2 separate regions of the Homo sapiens genome follow, and region 2 is linked to region 1. A link is a loop called in an ENCODE intact Hi-C map of the cell type or tissue named here. Cell type or tissue: dorsolateral prefrontal cortex. All regions are shown on one strand. Each heading gives the region's core, and the rest is flanking DNA. Links, peaks and the distances in the headings are about the cores only. Region 1 overlaps CD6 (CD6 molecule). Region 2 overlaps TMEM132A (transmembrane protein 132A).

The links. Peaks named below come from ENCODE experiments on the same cell type or tissue, not always from the same donor. Only the 100,000 strongest peaks of a DNase experiment are listed, where the experiment ranks them.
Region 2: it touches region 1 in a loop (3-fold over the local background); 2 of 110 quality-filtered maps call a loop at or near these places.

What each region holds. Positions count from the first base shown.
Region 1 is chr11:60,988,687-60,998,297 of GRCh38, forward strand. The region is part of intron 1 of CD6 (CD6 molecule); the gene reads left to right. It also overlaps the pseudogene TRA-TGC10-1. Among named protein-coding and RNA genes, the nearest start is that of CD6, 22 kb to the left of the region's middle. RefSeq lists an enhancer at 653-742. In dorsolateral prefrontal cortex, for the core only: no CTCF peak of the experiment used is centred there; a DNase peak (open chromatin) is centred at 4,499.
Region 2 is chr11:60,928,226-60,937,361 of GRCh38, forward strand. It overlaps TMEM132A (transmembrane protein 132A), which reads left to right. Exons shown (of 11, transcript NM_178031.3): 4 at 404-735; 5 at 2,285-2,434; 6 at 3,464-3,659; 7 at 3,759-3,902; 8 at 5,317-5,519; 9 at 6,263-6,539; 10 at 7,027-7,218; 11 at 7,639-8,934. The coding sequence ends at 8,682. It overlaps SLC15A3 (solute carrier family 15 member 3), which reads right to left. Exons shown (of 8, transcript NM_016582.3): 8 at 8,859-9,136. The coding sequence ends at 8,994. Among named protein-coding and RNA genes, the nearest start is that of TMEM132A, 8.3 kb to the left of the region's middle. RefSeq lists a silencer at 7,799-7,948. In dorsolateral prefrontal cortex, for the core only: no CTCF peak of the experiment used is centred there; no DNase peak of the experiment used is centred there; H3K27ac peaks cover 1,425 bases.

The DNA of each region.
Region 1 (9,611 bases), core at 1,899-6,898:
GTCTGATCTCAAGGGGGCCTTCTCTTAGGGGGCTTTAGGCCACCCTGGAAAGGTCTCAGCATCACCCCTTGGAGCGGGGAGGATTTTCACCCCTTGCCCACACACAAGCTAAAACTGCTTCTGCTGCAGCTCTGGGAGACCTAGAACCAGGGCCCCTCCTGAGAGCCAGTGGGTGGGGGCAGGCCCCCTGGAAAATCGCTGAGAGCTCAGCAGTTTCAGCCTTCACTCCCCTCCTCACTCCCCTCCTCCAGCCTGCAGAAACCTAGCCCAGCCTTTGCACAGAGGGTCTTGCTCTGGGGAATTCTATTCTTGAATTTAATACCTTGAGTGTCTAGCCTGGCCCACCAGCTTCTGTCCCACCTCCAGGTGTTTGCTCGAGCTGTGCCCTCTCCCTAGAATGCCTTCTTAACTCTTGCTACTTGTTGAGGGCGCCTGAAGAGTAGAAAGAGTGAATCTGGGGAACAAATTCAAATTTGGATTTGAATTCTGGCTCTATCAATGCCAGGCTATGTGACCGTGGGCTAGGAACTTAATTTCCCTGAGCCTCTTTGTAAAATGGGTTTCATAATAGTGTCTCCTCACAAGGTAGCCATGAGGCAACGTCTGTAAAGCACTCAGCACAGAGGAAGCACTCGGCACAGAGGAAGTCCTCGGGAAATGTGGATCTGCTTCCCTTGCCTCAGCGAAATGCTCCTTGACTTTGAAGTCCTGGCCCAAAGGGCACCTCCCCGGCAATACCTTCCTGGACTCACTCACCAGCCCCACCACTTGCAGAGCAGCCCTGTCCCTCCTCCAGGTTCCTCAAGCATGTCTCCTGCCTCTGCACCTACCTCAGAGAGACAACATTCGAGTCAGCTCTTAACATCTGGCCTCCAGGCTGGACCACGGGCTCTATTACCTTTACTTTCCACGGCAGAGCGCAGCATGGCTCAAGAAATGCTGCGGGAGGTGAAGTGAGTTCTAGGGACTTCCATTAATAATAAGAGTAACTAGAATTTGTTGAGCATTCACAGCACACCCTGAGGTGTTTATCAGAGCCCAGGAAACCCTCTTTCTGGGTTCAAATCCCTGCTCTGCCTCTTAGGGGCTCTATTGTCCCAGAAAGTTCCTTGTCTCTTGAATCCTACATTTCCCCGCCTGCACGATAGTGATAATAACAGTGCTTACTTCTGAGCATTGTTAAGGAGATTCAAGAATTTAAAACTATAAAAACCCATGGCTTTCTTACCCAGAGAAGGGCAGAAAAATCGTTGGCAGGGTGCATTGATATGACTCGGACAATTTACAAAGGTTTTTCATATATGCTTTTATTTTAAAATTTTTTTGTTTTTATTTTGTTTTATTTTATTTTACTAAAATTTTATTTAGTAAAAATAGTACAGAATTTAGAAAATACAAAAACAGAAAAATTTAAAAATTTATCAATAGCTACCTTCAAAGATAACTGTTGTTACTAGCCTCTTGTAGAATCTTCCAGACATTTCGTTAGAGAGGAATATTGCAAACATACAGAAATGCATTGAGAATGACATTTGTTTATTTGTTTATTTGCTTTTGAGATGGTGTCTCGCACTGTCACCCAGGCTGGAGTGCAGTGGTGCAATCTCGGCTCACTGCAACCTTTGCCTCCTGGGTTCAAGTGATTCTCCTGTCTCAGCCTCCCAAGTAGCTGGGACTACAGGCACACACCACCACACCCGGCTAATTTTTGTATTTCAGTAGAGATGGGGTTTCACCATGTTGGTCACACTGGTCTTGAACTCCTGATCTCAAGTGATCCACTTGCCTCGGCCTTCCAAAGTGCTGGGATTACAGGCGTGAGCCACCGCGCCTGGCCTGAGAATGTTTTAATGAACCCAATGCGTCCTCACCACCCAGACTTAGAAAATGTTTACACTTTTGCCGTATTTGCTCAGATCTATATTAATAAGAAAGAAAACCATACAGATACTGTTGAAATAATTCTTATCCTTTCCTCCCTAGAACACACACTCCAAAGTGTGGTGTGTGTACCCTTTTCTCCCACATTTTTATACTCCTATTACACAAAAAGTGTCTCCATACACAATGGATGGTATTGAGACATGTACTATATTTTATATAAATTGTACCCTACTGGACATATTGTTCTGAAACTTATTATACTTTTCTCCTTGTTTTCAAAATCTAACCAAGTGGATAGATATGCATCTAGTTCATTCCTGCAATGGAATAATCCAGCCTATGATACAATACAGTCTGTTTATTTCCAGCTGATGGATGGTTAGAGTACTTCTAATTTTCTTCTGTTACAAACAGTTCCGCAGAAAGTATCCCTGCACACATCTGCATGTGAACAATTTTTTCTATAATTTATACAAAAGGGTATAGCTTTCAGATCAAGGTATGAGCCTCTTGAAATCTATGAGGTATCATCAGCCATTTCCTTTTCTTTCTTTCTTTCTTTTCTTTTCTTTTTCTTTCTTTTTTTTTTTTTTTTTTGAGACGGAGTTTCACTCTTGTTGTCCAGGCTGGAGTGCAATGGCTAAATCTCGGCTCACCGCAACCTCCACCTCCTGGGTTCAAGCGATTCTCCTGCCTCAGCCTCTCGAGTAGCTAGGATTGCAGGCATGCGCCACCATGCCTGGCTAATTGTTTTGTATTTTTAGTAGAGACAGGGCTTCTCCATGTTGGTCAGGCTGATCTTGAACTCCCAACCTCAGGTGATACACCCGCCTCAGCCTCCCAAAGTGCTGTGATTACAGGCGTGAGCCCCGCGTTTGGCCTCATCAGCCATTTTTCTCTGCACAATATCCATAAGGCTATGATCATCCTGAATATGTTGTTTTTCATCTGTTTTTTCCATCTACGATACATATATGCACACATATTCATCTTTCACGTATTTGCAGGTATAGTCATTGATTCCACAAGATCTTGGGCATTTGCCATGGGCCAGGTATTGGGGGTTTTTATGGTAATCTTTCCTTAGCCCTGTGAGGTTTTTGTTTCGTTTTCATTTTAGAGGTGGAATCTCACCCTGTTGCCCAGGCTGGAGTGCAGTGATGATCATAGCTTACTGCAACCTCGAACTCCTGGGCTCAAGTGATCCTCCTGCCTCAGCCTCCTCAGTAGCTAGAATTACAAGCATGTGTCCAGCTAATTTACTTATTTATTTATTCATATATATCTATATATATGTATATATATATGTATATATATCTATAGAGAGAGAGACAAAGGATCTCACTCTGTTGCCCAGGCTGGAGTGCAGTGGCACCATCTTGGCTCACTGCAGCCTCAAACTCCTCGGCCCAAGTGATCCAACCTCAGCCTCTCGACTAGCTGGGACCACAGGTGCACACCACCATGTCCAGCTAATTTTTTGAATTTTGGTAGAGACAAGGTTTTGCCTTGTTGCTTAAGCTGGTCTCAAATTCCTGCGCTCAAGCAATCCACCCACCTTGGCCTCCCAAAGTGCTGGGATTACAGCGTGAGCCACAGCACCCAGCCTCATTTTTTTATTTTTAAATTTATTTTGTAGAGATAGGGTCTCACTGTGTTGCCCAGGCTGTTCTCAAACTCCTGGCCTCAAGCAATCCTCCTGCCTCAGCCACTGAAAGTGCTGGGATTACAAGTGTGAACCACTGTGCCCAGCTTGTGAGGCTTTTTTTTTTTATATATAACTATGAGGTGAGGGAGGCAAGGGGGGCATGTGAAGAGATTCGCCCAGGGTCACACTATAGTAAGGAGGAAGCTGGGTTTCTAACCCAGGCATGTTTAATTTCAATCCAGTGTTCTTTCTGATGCCTATGATGTGGTAGATGGTTTTTTCCCAACCAAGACCTACTGAATGGGAATTCTAAAAGAGGGACCTGAGGGCCGGGCGCTGTGGCTCACACCTGTAATCCCAGCACTTTGGGAGGCCAAGGTGAGCAGACTACCTGAGGTCAGGAGTTCAAGACCAGCCTGGCCAACATGGTGAAACCCGGTCTCTACTAAAAATACAAAAATTAGCCGAGCATGGTGGCGTGCACCTGTAATCCCAGCTATTAGGGAGACTGAGGCAGGAGAATCACTAGAACTTGGGAGGCAGAGGTTGCAGTGAACCAAGATCGTGCCACTACACTCCAGCCTCGGCGACAGTGTGAGACTCCGTCTCCAAAAATAAAAAAAAATAAAAAAATTAAAATTAAAATAAATAAATAAATAAAAGAAGCACCTGAATATTCTTCTCCTCCTCTCAGTGGTCTAAAGTCTGGCGGGGGATCAAGAAGATGGGGCTGGTGACATGCCAGTGTTTCTGGCCTGCTGTGCTCTCTTGGAGCCAAATCCCTACTCTTATCCCTTGGGATTTTACTGAGCTGCTTGCAACCCTCCATGGGACCTTCTCATTTTACCACCTGGTAGCTGGAAAGAAGGCACGGTCTGGCACGGGAGCCTGAGCCAGCCTTGGAGCCAGGACCCCAGGAGACTTTTCTTTTAGAGGAACTCCTGTTACCACAGCAACTACAGCCCACATCTCCTCCCTAGGAACACTGGATGTTTGCAGAGCCGGGGAAGGGTGCAGCCAAGTTGAGAGTCTGCAGCAGCTCAGATAAGGTTCACAAGAAAGGCGAGGAGTGAGGAGGAGAGAATGCAGCCTTCAGAGAACCAGAATCACCCCCTTGCAGAAAAGAAGGCTAAGGAGCTGTCAGAGTCATCTTTCTGCCTGGTATGGAATGTAGAATCAATAGCCAGCTGCCGTCCCATAGCTACCAAGGGCCAAACGAGAGAAAAGGGATGAAAGCCTCAGGTTGGAGGATAATAACAACCACAGCTACCATATACCGCGTCCTAAGCGTTTTACGAAGATCACCCACCCGTGCACTCTTCTTCTGTTTGGCTCATTTATCATGCCCAGTGCCAGGTTAAAGATGAAACCTAGCTGGGCTCAGTGACTTTCCCTAGGTCACACAGCCAGTAATCAGCAGAGATGGGTTTAGATCACTGTTCTATCTGTCCCCAGAGTCCCTGTCTAAGTCATGAAAGACGAATTTCCCGAGAATGGAGGCTGTTTCCCAGATGAATTGGTGCCTGGGATCTCCTGCTCCCTCGATCATCCCGCTCACACTCATCTCCCTCATATCATACCTGCCCCAGTTCCCAGCATATGCAACAAGTTCAGCAGATGTTCATGGAACTGAATGCAGGCTGGCAACAGACTCATTTCTCAGCTTTCAGGAGAACATGGCTCACGCCCTCTCACTTTCTTGGGAGAGGAGGGGGAGTCCCAGCAATTGAACGTACCTCAAAGCCTGTTAAGTCATGTTGATCTTATCTTTTAAGTTTTTTACAGAGGCGAGTAGGAAACGTTGTCTTTTACTTCCCCTTGGATTTGGTGACAGAGAGGAGGGGAGATGAAACCTGGGCATGCATGGAAGGTATCACACAGGTGAACATCATCTGTCCTGTGACATAGGGGCAAAAGAAAGGTAAAAAGGCTGAATTTCTGGCCGGGCGCGGTGGCTCATGCCTGTAATCCCAGCACTTTGGGAGGCTGAGGCAGGGGGATTGCTTGAGCTTAGGAGTTTGCGACCAGCCTGGGCAACACGGTGAAACCCTGTCTCTAGTAAAATACAAAAAATTAGCCAGGCGTGGTGGCACACACCTGTAGTCCCAGCTACTCAGGAGGCTGAGGCAGGAGAATTGCTTGAACCTGGGAGGCGGAGGTTGCAGTAAGCCGAGATCGTGCCACTGCAGTCCAGCCTGGGCAACAGAGTGAGACTCATCCCCTCCCCAACACCCCCGCCAAAAAAAAAAAAAAGCTGAATTTCTTTGACCTGAGTGACTGCAGTCCTCTGGGACTGGGACTCTTTGAGCCTTAACTTCCATCCGTCTCTGTCAATTGAGTAAATTGTTTTATTTGTGTCCCCAAGCCCTGCTGTGGTATAACTGGGGAGTGTGAAAACAAACCAAAATCCTGTAACATAATACCAAATAATACTCACTCTCTTTCTCTTTCTCTCTCAAGAAAATGAAAGCACATGAGCCAAGTTCTCCTGAAAGCTGAGAAATGAGTTTATTACCGATCTATGTTCCGTTTCATTAACACTTGCTGAACTTGTTCCACGTGCTAGGAACTGGGACAGGTATTCGGGAGATAAGTGTACATGTAAAATAATACCAAAGCACCAAACTGCTGACTTTCCTCTGGGCGCCAGGGGAGAGAAGTCACTCTAGCCTTCCTGGCCTTGGAGAGCCAAGTGGGTATAAGCTGGTCTAGTCACAGCAGCCAGTCACCTCTGCAGGCTAGGACAGCACTGTGTGACTGAGCCTGTGACAGCTTCAGTTTCTTGACAAAGTAAACTCAGCCCAACCGGGTGTCACAGGCTCTTCAAGTCCAAGTCCCCTCAAAGGTTGAACACATTTATCCCCTCCCAATTGAATTATATTACTTGTATGAGCCAGCGCATGCGTCTTTTTTTTTTTCTTTTTCTTTCTTTCTTTTCTTTTTTGAAATGAAGTCTTGCTCTGTCACCCAGCCTAGAATGCAGTGCTGCAATCTCAGCACACTGCAACCTCCCCCTCCCGGATTCAAGCGATTCTCCTACCTCAGCCTCCTGAGTAGCTGGGACTACAGGCATGCACTACCACATCCAGCTAATTTTTGTATTTTTAGTAGAGGCTGGATTTCGCCATGTTGGCCAGGCTGATCTCGAACTCCCGACCTCAGCTAGTCCACCCACCTCAGCCTCTCAAAGTGCTGGGATTACAGATGTGAGCCACCAGGCCCAGCCCGCATCTTTCTAATTTTAATGGAATTACAGGCGTTCCCTTCTTTCTAGTTGTTTTATTAATTGCTCACCATTAACAATACCAAGGGCATTTCTAAAAAGAAAATAGTTAGGACAGTTCCAGCACCCTCTCACTCAGAGCTTCCTCCCCTAAATTCATTGGCCCTCCTCTTCCAATTGGCCGATGCATCCTCAGGCCCTAGACAGTGCTGGAGTGAGCCCCATATTTGAGAGCAAGTGGGGAAGGGGTGGGGGCAGTGCGAGGTGAGACTATTAAGTCTCATCTTTTCCCTGCTGTGAGGTCTGTGGGATGACACATGCCACCCAGGACCCCCTGCCCCGGAGAAGGAAGGTTTCCTAGTTGTTGCTTATCTTTGGAGTCTGGGATCTTTTGGGAAATGAGTCCCTGGATCTTGGGTTCTGAGTTGTGTCACCATTGCGGGGGAAGGGTGGGTTATCATTTCTAAACTCAGTGCTGGTTGACACTTGCAGAGGAGAAAGGAGTTTGGAAAGCCTCCAGGGTTGTCAAAACTTCCTGCCTCTCGCCCTTGGCATGATCACCAAAGCAGAAATCAGGATGTTGGATTCCAACCCGGGGGAGTGGTGTGGTTACGAATGTGGCCTCTGCAAGCAGACAGCCTGGGTTCAATTCCCAGCTTGGCCATTTTCTAGCCGTGTAATCTTAGGCAAGATACTAAACCGCTCTGTGCCTCAGTTTCCCCATCTCGTGGTCTTGCTTTGACAATTAAATCATACTGAATAAATGTCAGCCATTACTGCTGAGCTGTGCCAGATTTGTGACGGGTGCTCGACGTGCCTTGGGGCCTCCCCTTTCCCTATCAGAGCAGTGGGAAGCATCACAACATCCTTCCCTTATCCCCCTGCACTCTGGACCCCAGATGCCCGAGATAAGTAGCTGCTCCCATCAGTGTGGGTTGGGAGTAGAAAACTAGGAGTCCATCTGGCTGCTTCCCAAACCTGCAAACCAGGAATCCCAGTCCAGCTTCCCGGCCACTGGGCAAGGGGCAGGTGAGTGTTTCCGGACAGCTCCCTGAACCAGTCCTGCTCCACTTGAATACCTGGAGTCTGAGCCAGGGCCTCGGGAGGCGGGCCCACCAGGGTTCACGTAGCATTTGTCATCACTGCTCGGGACAAAAGGCCAGTCTTCATACACAAGATGCACGGTGGTCTGCAGGTTAGCAGGGAGCACGCCTCTCCCAAGGTTCGGGGACACTAGTCACAAGGGCCTGGTGCCAGTCTTGCAGAGAGGCACACCCTGCCCTGTCCTGGCAGTGCTCCAGAGCAGCAGCTGGACTATCCGGGAGATCACTGCGCTGCACTGGGAGCCTGACCTCCCCGTGGGCCTTGGGGATACTCTTCCTTTGGGCCGCAGATTTTGCAATATTTCTGACAAAATACTTGCTGACAAAAAGCCTTCTGAGAGAAGCATTATTAACTCCAGTTCATGGATGACAGTCTAAGGCTCAGACTGGCAAAGTGACTGGCCAAAGGTCACTCCACTAATAAGGAACAGAGCTGGACTCCAGCCCAAGCCTTTGAACTCAAGGCCTTGTAAGGTACATAGGTACCTTCCCCCCATACAGCACTGTCTGATGTCAATATGTGAGTCACATTTATAATTTTAAATTTTTGGCTGGGCATGGTGGCTCATGCCTGTAATCCCAGCACTTTGGGAGGCCAAAGCAGGTGGATCACCTGAGGTCAGAAGTTCAAGACCAGCCTGGCCAACGTGGTGAAACCCCATCTCTACTAAAAGTATAAAAAAAGTAGCCAGGCATGGTGGTGCGTGCCTATAGTCCCAGCTACTCAGGGCGCTGAGGCAGGAGAATCGCTTGAACCTGGGAGATGGAGGTTGCGGTGAGCCCAAGATCATACCACTGCCCTCCAGCCTGGGTGATAGGGCGAGACTCCGTCTCAAAAAAAAAAAAAATAAAATAAAATAAAATAAAAATAATAAATAAATAAATTTTTAGCAGCTGCATTTTTTCAAAAAAGTAAAAAGAAACAGATGAAATTTCTTTAATAATATATGTTATTTAACTGAATATATCCAAAATATCATTTCTACACATCAATAAAAAAATTCTTAATAAGATACTTTACATTCTTTATTCTTACCAAGTCTTTGACACACAACCTGTACTTCACACTTAAAGCATGTCTCAATTTGGACACTCAAGTTTCACCAGAAACATTCAATCTGTATTTAGATTTCATACTAGTTACAATTGAAAAAGGAGAATCACATATCTCACTTACTCTGGCCATTTGAAAAGGTTTTCCAATGATTGAATTGATTATGCCTTTAAAATTAAATGGAAAACATTTTGTAAATTAAATAGAAATGAATTGAATTAAATAAAATGAAATTTTGAGTTTCTCATTGGCACGAACCCATTTCAAGTGCTCAGTAGCCACACGTGGCTGGTGGCTATTGTACTGGACAACACAGCACCATATGATTTTCCCTCCGAGTGGGGCTGAGTGATCTCTAAGCCCTTCAAATGTATGCTCCTCCCCTGCGTTTATACAGATGAGTGCTTTGTGTACCATGGGCCCACTTCCGTGATGATAAATGGACGGTGTAGGACAGATTTCCCATCTATATTGACAGCATACTGAAAACAGTATGCTGTAGTAGTTAAAAGGGTGATTTCTAGAGCCAGACTGTCCAGGTTCAAATTTTGCTTTGATTACTGACCAGCTGGGTGGCCTTGGGTGATTTACTTAAGCTCTCTATGTCCCAGTTTTCTCAGTGATGACACTGGGATGATGATATTAATAGTATGCACCTCACAGGGTGGTTGTAAGGATTTGCTAGTACATGTAATGCAC
Region 2 (9,136 bases), core at 4,137-9,136, 58 kb before region 1:
AGTGTTACTTTTATAATTGCTATTTCCACTATTTTGGAGTCTAGCACAGGAATCCATGGGAGAGGCGTCTCTTGAGCTTTAGGATTCTGAGAAGAAGACTGGATTCTAGGCAGGATAGTCCTGGGCTTGGTTAGGGTAAGGCCCTGGGATTGGCTTACTTTGTAATGAGACCTATCCCAAGGGCTGAAGAGTGGTCTGCGGACATGCTCTGAAACCTAGACCTGGTTTGAAGCCCCAGCCAGGTTGCTGGTTTGCTGTGTCACTCAGGCTGTGTCTCCGGCCCATGCTGGGCCTCCCTTTCATGAGCCCCTCCAGCTCTGGGTTTCCTGCCATGGGTGCTGAGAATCCTGTTCCTCGCCCTGCACCCACCCCCATGCCAATTACTGCTGTCGTGTCTTCACAGCCATCCCTGGGCGCCTGCGTGGTGGAGCTGGAGCTTCCCTCGCACTGGTTCTCACAGGCCTCCACCACACGGGCCGAGCTGGCCTACACGCTTGAGCCTGCAGCTGAGGGCCCTGGGGGCTGTGGCTCCGGCGAGGAGAACGACCCTGGGGAGCAGGCCCTCCCAGTGGGGGGTGTGGAGCTGCGCCCAGCAGACCCCCCGCAGTACCAGGAGGTACCTCTGGACGAGGCTGTGACTCTGCGGGTGCCTGACATGCCAGTGCGGCCCGGCCAGCTCTTTAGTGCTACCCTCCTGCTTCGGCACAACTTCACAGCCAGCCTCCTGACCCTGCGGTGAGCACCAGGCCACGGGGATGGGTGAGGGTGGGAACCTCTGTGGGAAGACTAGGGACAGGTACCTGCTCCTCCTGGGGTCCTTGCTGGAATCCTTGACCTCTGCAAAACATGTGTCCACCAAACTAAACTCCTTCCAGGTAAAAAGCCATGACTGTGCTGGTAGGAGCCCACCATGGGCACAGCCCTGGAATTAGAGTCAGAAGTAGGAAGCTGCCCCTTCCCCTGGCACCTCCCTGAGATTCCTTTGTCCAATGGGGCTAACGGTCCACCTTCAGGGCAGCTGCAAGTCTCCAGGGAGGGGAACCCGCAAAGGGCTTAGAGACTGCAGTACCTAAGTGTGAGCTCTTGCTCCAGTGCTCCAGAGAGGGATATTTGCCCCAATCACGTTCACCTACATGCTGTCCCTCCTTGCCACCCTCGCCGTAGGAGTCTAGCCTTTGGACAGAGCTTGCTCTTCCCCATAGGAAGGCCCTGATTCTTTGTGTCCTTTTCCGTAATAAGTTCCCCCAAAGCAGCCCCCACCCACCTACCCAGTTCACCCGGCAAGGGCTTGCAGAGTATGACTTGCTTCTGGAGTCCAGCGCAGGAATCCATGGGAGAGGCATCTCTTAGGCTTTAAGATTCTGAGAAGCCTGAGTTCTAGGCAGGATAGTCCTGGGCTTGGTTAGGGTGAGGCACTGGGACTTGCTCACTTTGTAATGATATCTTTCCTGAGGATCGAAGAGCGGTCTGTGGACATGCTTTGAAACCTAGACCTAGTTTCAAGCCCTGCCTGGGTTTGTGCATGTCCCGTCTCTGTGTCTCCCCATCTCCTACGCCCTCCTATGCTCACTCTTATTAAGCAGATCTTTCCTAGACACTTACAGCCTGCCAAGCCCTGTGTCTTCACTCTGCAGATCCAAACACGAGCAAGGGCCAGTCCCTATCTGGCAGAAAGGGGCCCCAGTGGTAGGGAAGGGAGCTGGATGGGCATGAATTGGATTAGAAGGCATGTGGGTGTGTAAGCACTGAGGGAGGTTCAAAGTGCGGTGGGAGCTCAGGTGAGTGGGTGCAGTAAGGGGGAAATTCATCCCACCACTGGAAAAGCTTTCTAAAGGAAATGGTCTGTGAGTTGTTGGAGGCTTAAAGCATCAGCAGGTAAAGTAAGAAAGGGCAGAGCAGGCTGAAGGCACAGACTGGGCAAAGGCTTGGAGTCACGAATGGGTGCCGTGTGTGTGGGAAACTTGTGTGTAGCTGAAGCAGAGAGTGCATGGAGAGATGTCACAACCGAAGTTAAGGCTGGACCAGACCCTGGAGGGCCCCCAAATGCCCGGCTAAGCTTTGACCTTATGGGCAGTGGGGAGGCGTAAGTGGTCTTTGGGTGGGGGAGAGCTGTAAGGTGTGAGCTGCACTGAGGCGGGGTCCTTCTGGGTTGGAGGATGGTGAAGAGGAGATTCAGACTGGAGCCAGGGAGGTCAGATGGCTTTGGCTCCTTGTCTTTCCCCTTCAATCCAGCCCACAGTTCAGCATGCACCTTGCCAAACTGAGCCTATACTCTCTTCCCCAGGATCAAGGTGAAGAAGGGGCTGCATGTGACAGCCGCCCGCCCAGCCCAGCCCACACTCTGGACTGCCAAGCTGGACCGCTTCAAGGGCTCCAGGCACCACACCACCCTCATCACCTGCCACCGTGCTGGGCTCACAGAGCCAGATTCCAGGTGGGCAGTTTCCCTCCACCCAGGGGGCAAAGGAGGGAGGGCTGGTTATAGAGTGCAGTTGAGCAGATTTGGAGGCTGCCATGCTGCCTCTAGATCCCCAGGTGAGCAGACCCAAGGACAGATTTTTTCAAGGAAGCAGCACAAAGCAGGCATAATCCATTCCTTCATTCATTCATTCGGCCACTATCTTCCCAGCCCCAGCCATGTGCCAGGCATAGCAAGTGTCTGTGAGTCTTATTCTAAGAGATGCCAACCAATCCTGTGCCCCAGGTAGAGCCCTCATAGCCACTACTCCATCCCCCTGCTTCCACCAAATGATCCTTTCTCTGGGCCGTTCACATTCCCCCAAAAAGCCCAGCTGCAGTTCTGCGGTTGTGAACTCTTCTTATTCATGCCCTGAGCCTGGGTCAAGGCCATGGACTCAGTAGCCCCAGTTCGAATTCTGGTTCTGATGCTTTTGGGATGGGCAAAACCTTGGGCAAGCCAGTTAACATTCCCCTACCCAAGCCTCAGTTTCTTCACTTGTGAAATAGGAATAATAATGCATCCCTTAGCATTTTTGAAAATAAAATACAGTGCTACATATCAGGCACCCAGGACGGTTCCCAGCACATAGGTTTTTGTTTGATCAAAGGAAGCTTATCATTCAGAGGGTCAAGTGTCTGGTCCTGGGACCTGGAAGTGAATCTCCCGCATGCCACCTCAGTGGCTGTGGAAAGCGGAAGTCTGGGGGAAGCGGGCCCGGGCAGGCAGGGGAGTGAGCCACCTTGCCAGGTGGGAGGTGGTTAAATGGCTTCATGGATCTTAGAGAGGCCAAGAGTGGGTCAGAGTTTGGGGTCTAGAGCGAGGATGCTTGGGTTTAGATCCCAGCCCCGCTACTTTTTGCTGTGTGGTCTTAAGTGAGCTATGTAACCTCTGTGCCTCAGTTTCCTCCTGTGTAAAATGGGGATAATCATGAATGCAGGAAGTGCTGAGGCCATGCCTGGCAGCTAGCAAGCATTTGGCTTCTCTGTCTCCTTTGGCCAGCAGTCCCCTTGAACTGTCTGAGTTCCTATGGGTGGACTTTGTGGTGGAGAATAGCACTGGTGGGGGCGTAGCGGTCACTCGCCCCGTCACGTGGCAGCTGGAGTACCCAGGCCAGGCCCCTGAAGCAGAGAAGGACAAAATGGTGTGGGAAATCCTGGTGTCTGAGCGGGACATCAGAGCCCTTATCCCACTGGCCAAGGTAAGGAGACCTCCATCTCTGCCTGGGAAGGCTGGAGGCCAAGTCCCAGGAGCCCCATGAGCTGAGGGGCCTGGGGCTGAGCCCCTCCTCCACCCCCAGGCTGAGGAGCTGGTGAATACAGCACCACTGACTGGAGTGCCCCAGCATGTCCCCGTGCGCCTTGTCACTGTGGACGGCGGGGGGGCCTTGGTGGAGGTGACAGAGCATGTCGGCTGCGAGTCTGCCAACACACAGGTCCTGCAGGTGAGTGGCAGGTGCCCAGCTCATGTGAGTCTGCATTTGTGTGGGCACAGTTACGCACACACACCTTTCCTCCTTCCTCATGTGGGTCCCCAAGAGAACAGCTTCTTCTTGAGACGAGAAACCTCATGGGAGGAACCACAGCTTCAACTTCTTTTGTTCCAGCCACCTCTCTCCCGAGTCAAGTAACCCTAACAGCCCCCCGACCTTAGACACTTTCACGCTCATTATTGCACTGGCAAGTGCGCTGGCCTGAGAGAGTCGAGAGCACATACTCTGGGATCAGAAAGTTTTAGTTTGAAACACATCTTTGTTGTCAACCAGCTTTGTGATCATGGGCTGGTCTCTTAACCTCTCTGAGCCTCGTTACCTAAACTTTAAAATGAGAACATATCTTCGGGTTGTTGTAAGAATTAAAAGCACTTTAAGACAGTATTTAGCAGATAGCAGGGGCTGAAACAATGGCAGTTATTGCTGTTATAATATGATGTAATAATTATACAATGGTAAAAATTATTATTATTATTATTACCGGTGATTGTGAAGTGAAATAAAAGGGAGGGTGGTAGAGCAACTTCCTCTATCTTGAAGTTCTAAGAGGGGAAGCATGGAGTCTGCATGTATGCAAATCCCAGCCACCTGAAGGGGGAAGGTGCCTTTCCCCACTTGTGGTCCTTTGCTCAAATGTGTGTGGTTCCTGCTGGAGGGCCTTGGTGGGAGATCTGCTTTGTCCCACCTCTGCCTACCTGGCTGTAGCTGGTTGCCAGGTGGCTCCAAGAGCAATGTCAAAGGCCAGCATGAATAAGGAGCCAAAGTTTTGGGTTCACACCCCTGCTCTGCCAGGAGGAAGACTGGTATGCAATGGCCAGTTCCCCTGACTGAGCCCCAGGGAACCTCAAGGAATGGCCCCTACAGTAAAATCTTAAACAAAGAACAGGGGCTTAACCAACAATCCTGCTGCAACATGCATTCCAGTGACACACAGAGCTGAACTCAGTGGGAGCCCGTCCTACGGCCTGAGGTCAGGGCTGCTCTCTTCTGGCCCATGCCTTTTTTTTTTTTTTAATCTATTTATTTTGAAACAGAGTCTCACTCTGTCCCCAGGCTGGAGTGCAATGGTACAGTCCGGCTCACTGCAGTCTCAGCTACCCAGGCTCAAGGGATCCTCCCACCTCAGCCTCCCCAGTAGCTAGGACTACAGGCATGTGCCACCACACCCGGCTGATTTATTGTATTTTTTGTAGAGAGGGAGTTTTGCCATGTTGCCCAGGCTGGTCTCAAACTCCTGGACTCAAGCGATCCACCCACCTCGGCCTCTCAGAGTGCTGGGACTACAGGCATGAGCCACCCACCCGGCCCAGCCTCACACCTGTCTTTAGTGGCTTAGCCCGCCCACCTGCCCTCTGCCCTTCCATAGGTGTCTGAGGCCTGTGATGCCGTGTTCGTGGCTGGCAAGGAGAGCCGGGGCGCCCGGGGGGTGCGAGTGGACTTCTGGTGGCGCCGGCTCCGCGCCTCGCTGCGGCTGACCGTGTGGGCCCCCCTGCTACCGCTGCGTATCGAGCTCACCGACACCACCCTCGAGCAGGTCCGCGGCTGGAGGGTACCTGGCCCTGCTGAAGGGTGAGTGGAGGCCTGAGGAAGCTGGCAGGCCTTGGCGAGTCACACTGGGACGGAGAGGGCGCAGGGGACACAGCCATGGGCCCAAGTCGGGGTCAGAAAAACTGCCCTGTTGCTTGCAGTTCCTTCTGCCCACCTCCACCCTGGGCCGCCCAGCCAATGATCGCTTTCTGTGAAATTGCTGACTTCCGCATCCCTCTCCTCCTTCCCTGCCTCACTTCTCCCGTAGCACCCTCCACTTCCTAATCTACGTCAGTACTGGTTAATGTTGCCTGTCCATCCTTTCCACGCTCCTCCCCCGAGAATGTCAGCCCCTTGAAGCTGCGGTCTGTCTATGCTGGTCGTACCCTCAGAGCCTAAGATGACACAGAGCTCAGGAAATGAACACCCTCGGAGGGGGCTCCCCAAAACCCAGGGAGAGGTGGCCCACGCCTCTGGAATCTAGCTTCCAGGCCCTTCAGAGAGTGAGCGCCCCCAGGGTCCCCGTAAGAGAGCGTCTCCCCTGCGGTCCACTTGGGAGCAAGAGCGGTGATCGAGGCACAGCGCCAGTCGGGAGTGGGCTGGGGCGGCTCGCCTGCAGGTGGAAGGGCCTGACCCCAAGAGGGGCGGATGTCTGCGTTTGAGAAACAGGAGCTGCTGGTGATTAGGAGCCGCCGGGGACGAGCTGCGGGTCTCCAGCAGCTGGGCCCTGGGCAGGCTGGGGCCGCTCAGCGCTGACGGCCAGTCCCGGCCTCCCCGCCCTGCAGGCCTGCGGAACCCGCTGCAGAGGCGTCGGATGAGGCCGAGCGGCGCGCCCGTGGCTGCCACCTGCAGTACCAGCGGGCCGGTGTGCGCTTCCTCGCCCCCTTCGCGGCCCACCCGCTGGACGGCGGCCGCCGCCTCACGCACCTGCTTGGCCCCGACTGGCTGCTAGACGTGTCCCACCTCGTGGCGCCACACGCCCGCGTGCTGGACTCGCGTGTAGCCTCTCTGGAGGGTGGCCGTGTCGTGGTGGGCCGGGAGCCCGGTGTCACCTCCATTGAGGTAAGCAGCTGGGGACCAGGAGAGTAGACCCCCTGAGAAGGGTGGAGGGGCCCCCAAAATGTTCGTGGGTGGGAGTGAAGAGTGTGCCAGGAGCCCAGAGTGTGTGGGGGAGTTGTGCGGTCTAGGTCTGAGTGCAGTGGGATTGGGGATAGGCTCAGAATGGGGTGGCCGCATAAGGGGGGAAGCCCTCTAGCTATGAAGGGCTGAGGTGTGGGTAGTGTGGGGACCGGGTCTTGAGGGAAAAGGGAACTGCCCCCTAGGTGTGGGATTGGGGTCCAGGTATGCACCGGGGTGCAAAGAGTAGAGGGATAGTAGCCCATGAGCCTGCTGGGAGTACCCGGTTCCCTCTGGGTGGGGGCTGTCCGTGGCGAAGACCTCCCCCACCTCCGGAGGGCAGCCCGTGAGGGTGCTGGGAGCACCCGGTTCCCTCTGGGTGGGGGCTGTCTGTATGGAAGGCCCCCCACCTCCAGCTCCTTTCCACCCTCAGGTGCGTTCCCCACTGTCTGACTCCATCCTGGGGGAGCAGGCGCTGGCTGTGACGGACGACAAGGTCTCAGTGCTGGAGCTGAGGGTGCAGCCAGTGATGGGCATCTCGCTGACCTTGAGCCGGGGCACTGCCCACCCCGGGGAGGTCACAGCTACGTGCTGGGCACAGTCAGCCCTTCCCGCCCCAAAGCAGGTGACAGTTGGGGGGTCAGGGGGATGAGGTCAACATCTCCAGATGGGGGCTCATGGTAGAGGGGAATGGGAGGAAGGGACCCTGGTACCTCGACCCCTTAGGGTTTTCAGAGTGAGGACTGACTCTGTGAGGTAGTGAGCTCTCTGCAGCTGGAGGTGATCAAGCAGTGGCTGGAGTATGGCAGTGGGAGGTTGGTTAGATGGCTCTAACTGAGGACCCTCCCAATAACTCAGACCCTAGGGCTGAGTGGCAGACAGGTGATTGACACGCGTCCCCTCTCTCCCTGTGTTTTGTCTATCTGCCTGTGTCTCTGTTTTCTCTCTGGTCTCTCCTCCATGTGGCCTATCTCTGTGGGAGTGGTTTCTCTGTGCATGCGTGCGTGCCCTCGCATGTCTCTGCCTGTGTCTGTGTGCCCCACAGGAGGTGGCCCTCTCCCTATGGCTGTCCTTCTCTGATCACACTGTGGCCCCAGCTGAGCTCTACGACCGCCGTGACCTGGGACTGTCCGTCTCAGCCGAGGAGCCTGGTGCCATCCTGCCAGCTGAGGAGCAGGGTGCCCAGCTCGGGGTGGTGGTGAGTGGGGCAGGCGCCGAGGGGCTGCCGCTGCATGTGGCTCTGCACCCGCCCGAGCCCTGCCGCCGGGGCCGCCACCGTGTGCCTCTGGCCTCTGGCACCGCCTGGCTGGGGCTGCCCCCTGCCTCCACTCCAGCCCCTGCTCTCCCATCCAGCCCTGCTTGGAGCCCACCAGCCACAGAAGCCACCATGGGTGGTAAACGGCAGGTGGCAGGCAGTGTCGGGGGCAACACAGGTGTGAGGGGCAAGTTTGAGCGGGCAGAGGAGGAGGCCAGGAAGGAGGAGACCGAAGCCAGGGAGGAGGAGGAGGAAGAGGAGGAGGAGATGGTCCCTGCCCCTCAGCATGTCACTGAGCTAGAGCTGGGCATGTACGCCCTGCTGGGAGTCTTCTGCGTGGCCATCTTCATCTTCTTGGTCAATGGTGTGGTCTTCGTCCTGCGCTATCAGCGCAAAGAACCTCCCGACAGTGCCACTGACCCCACCTCCCCCCAGCCCCACAACTGGGTCTGGCTGGGCACTGACCAGGAGGAACTGAGCCGCCAGCTGGACCGGCAGTCCCCTGGCCCGCCCAAGGGGGAGGGGAGCTGCCCCTGTGAGAGTGGGGGAGGAGGGGAGGCCCCTACCCTGGCCCCTGGCCCTCCTGGGGGCACCACCAGCTCCTCAAGCACCCTGGCCCGAAAGGAGGCTGGGGGGCGGCGGAAGCGAGTAGAGTTTGTGACATTTGCGCCAGCCCCTCCAGCCCAGTCACCTGAGGAGCCTGTAGGGGCCCCTGCTGTGCAGTCCATCCTTGTGGCAGGCGAGGAGGACATCCGCTGGGTGTGTGAGGACATGGGGCTGAAGGACCCTGAGGAGCTTCGCAACTACATGGAGAGGATCCGGGGCAGCTCCTGACCCTCCACAGCCACCTGGTCAGCCACCAGCTGGGGCAACGAGGGTGGAGGTCCCACTGAGCCTCTCGCCTGCCCCCGCCACTCGTCTGGTGCTTGTTGATCCAAGTCCCCTGCCTGGTCCCCCACAAGGACTCCCATCCAGGCCCCCTCTGCCCTGCCCCTTGTCATGGACCATGGTCGTGAGGAAGGGCTCATGCCCCTTATTTATGGGAACCATTTCATTCTAACAGAATAAACCGAGAAGGAAACCAGAGCTGGGACTGCTGCCGTCTGTCCGGTAGAGTGAAGCAAGGGGGCTGGAATAGGGCCTGTTCAGCCCCTGTCCCTGCTGAAACGGCTGTGGGAGGCTGGGCCCTGGGACGCCCTCTCATAGCGTCCAGCGATCCAGACAAATAGGAGAGCCGTGACGGCCTGAATGCCAGCCAGCAGGAAGAAGTAGAGGTCCATCCGGCAAT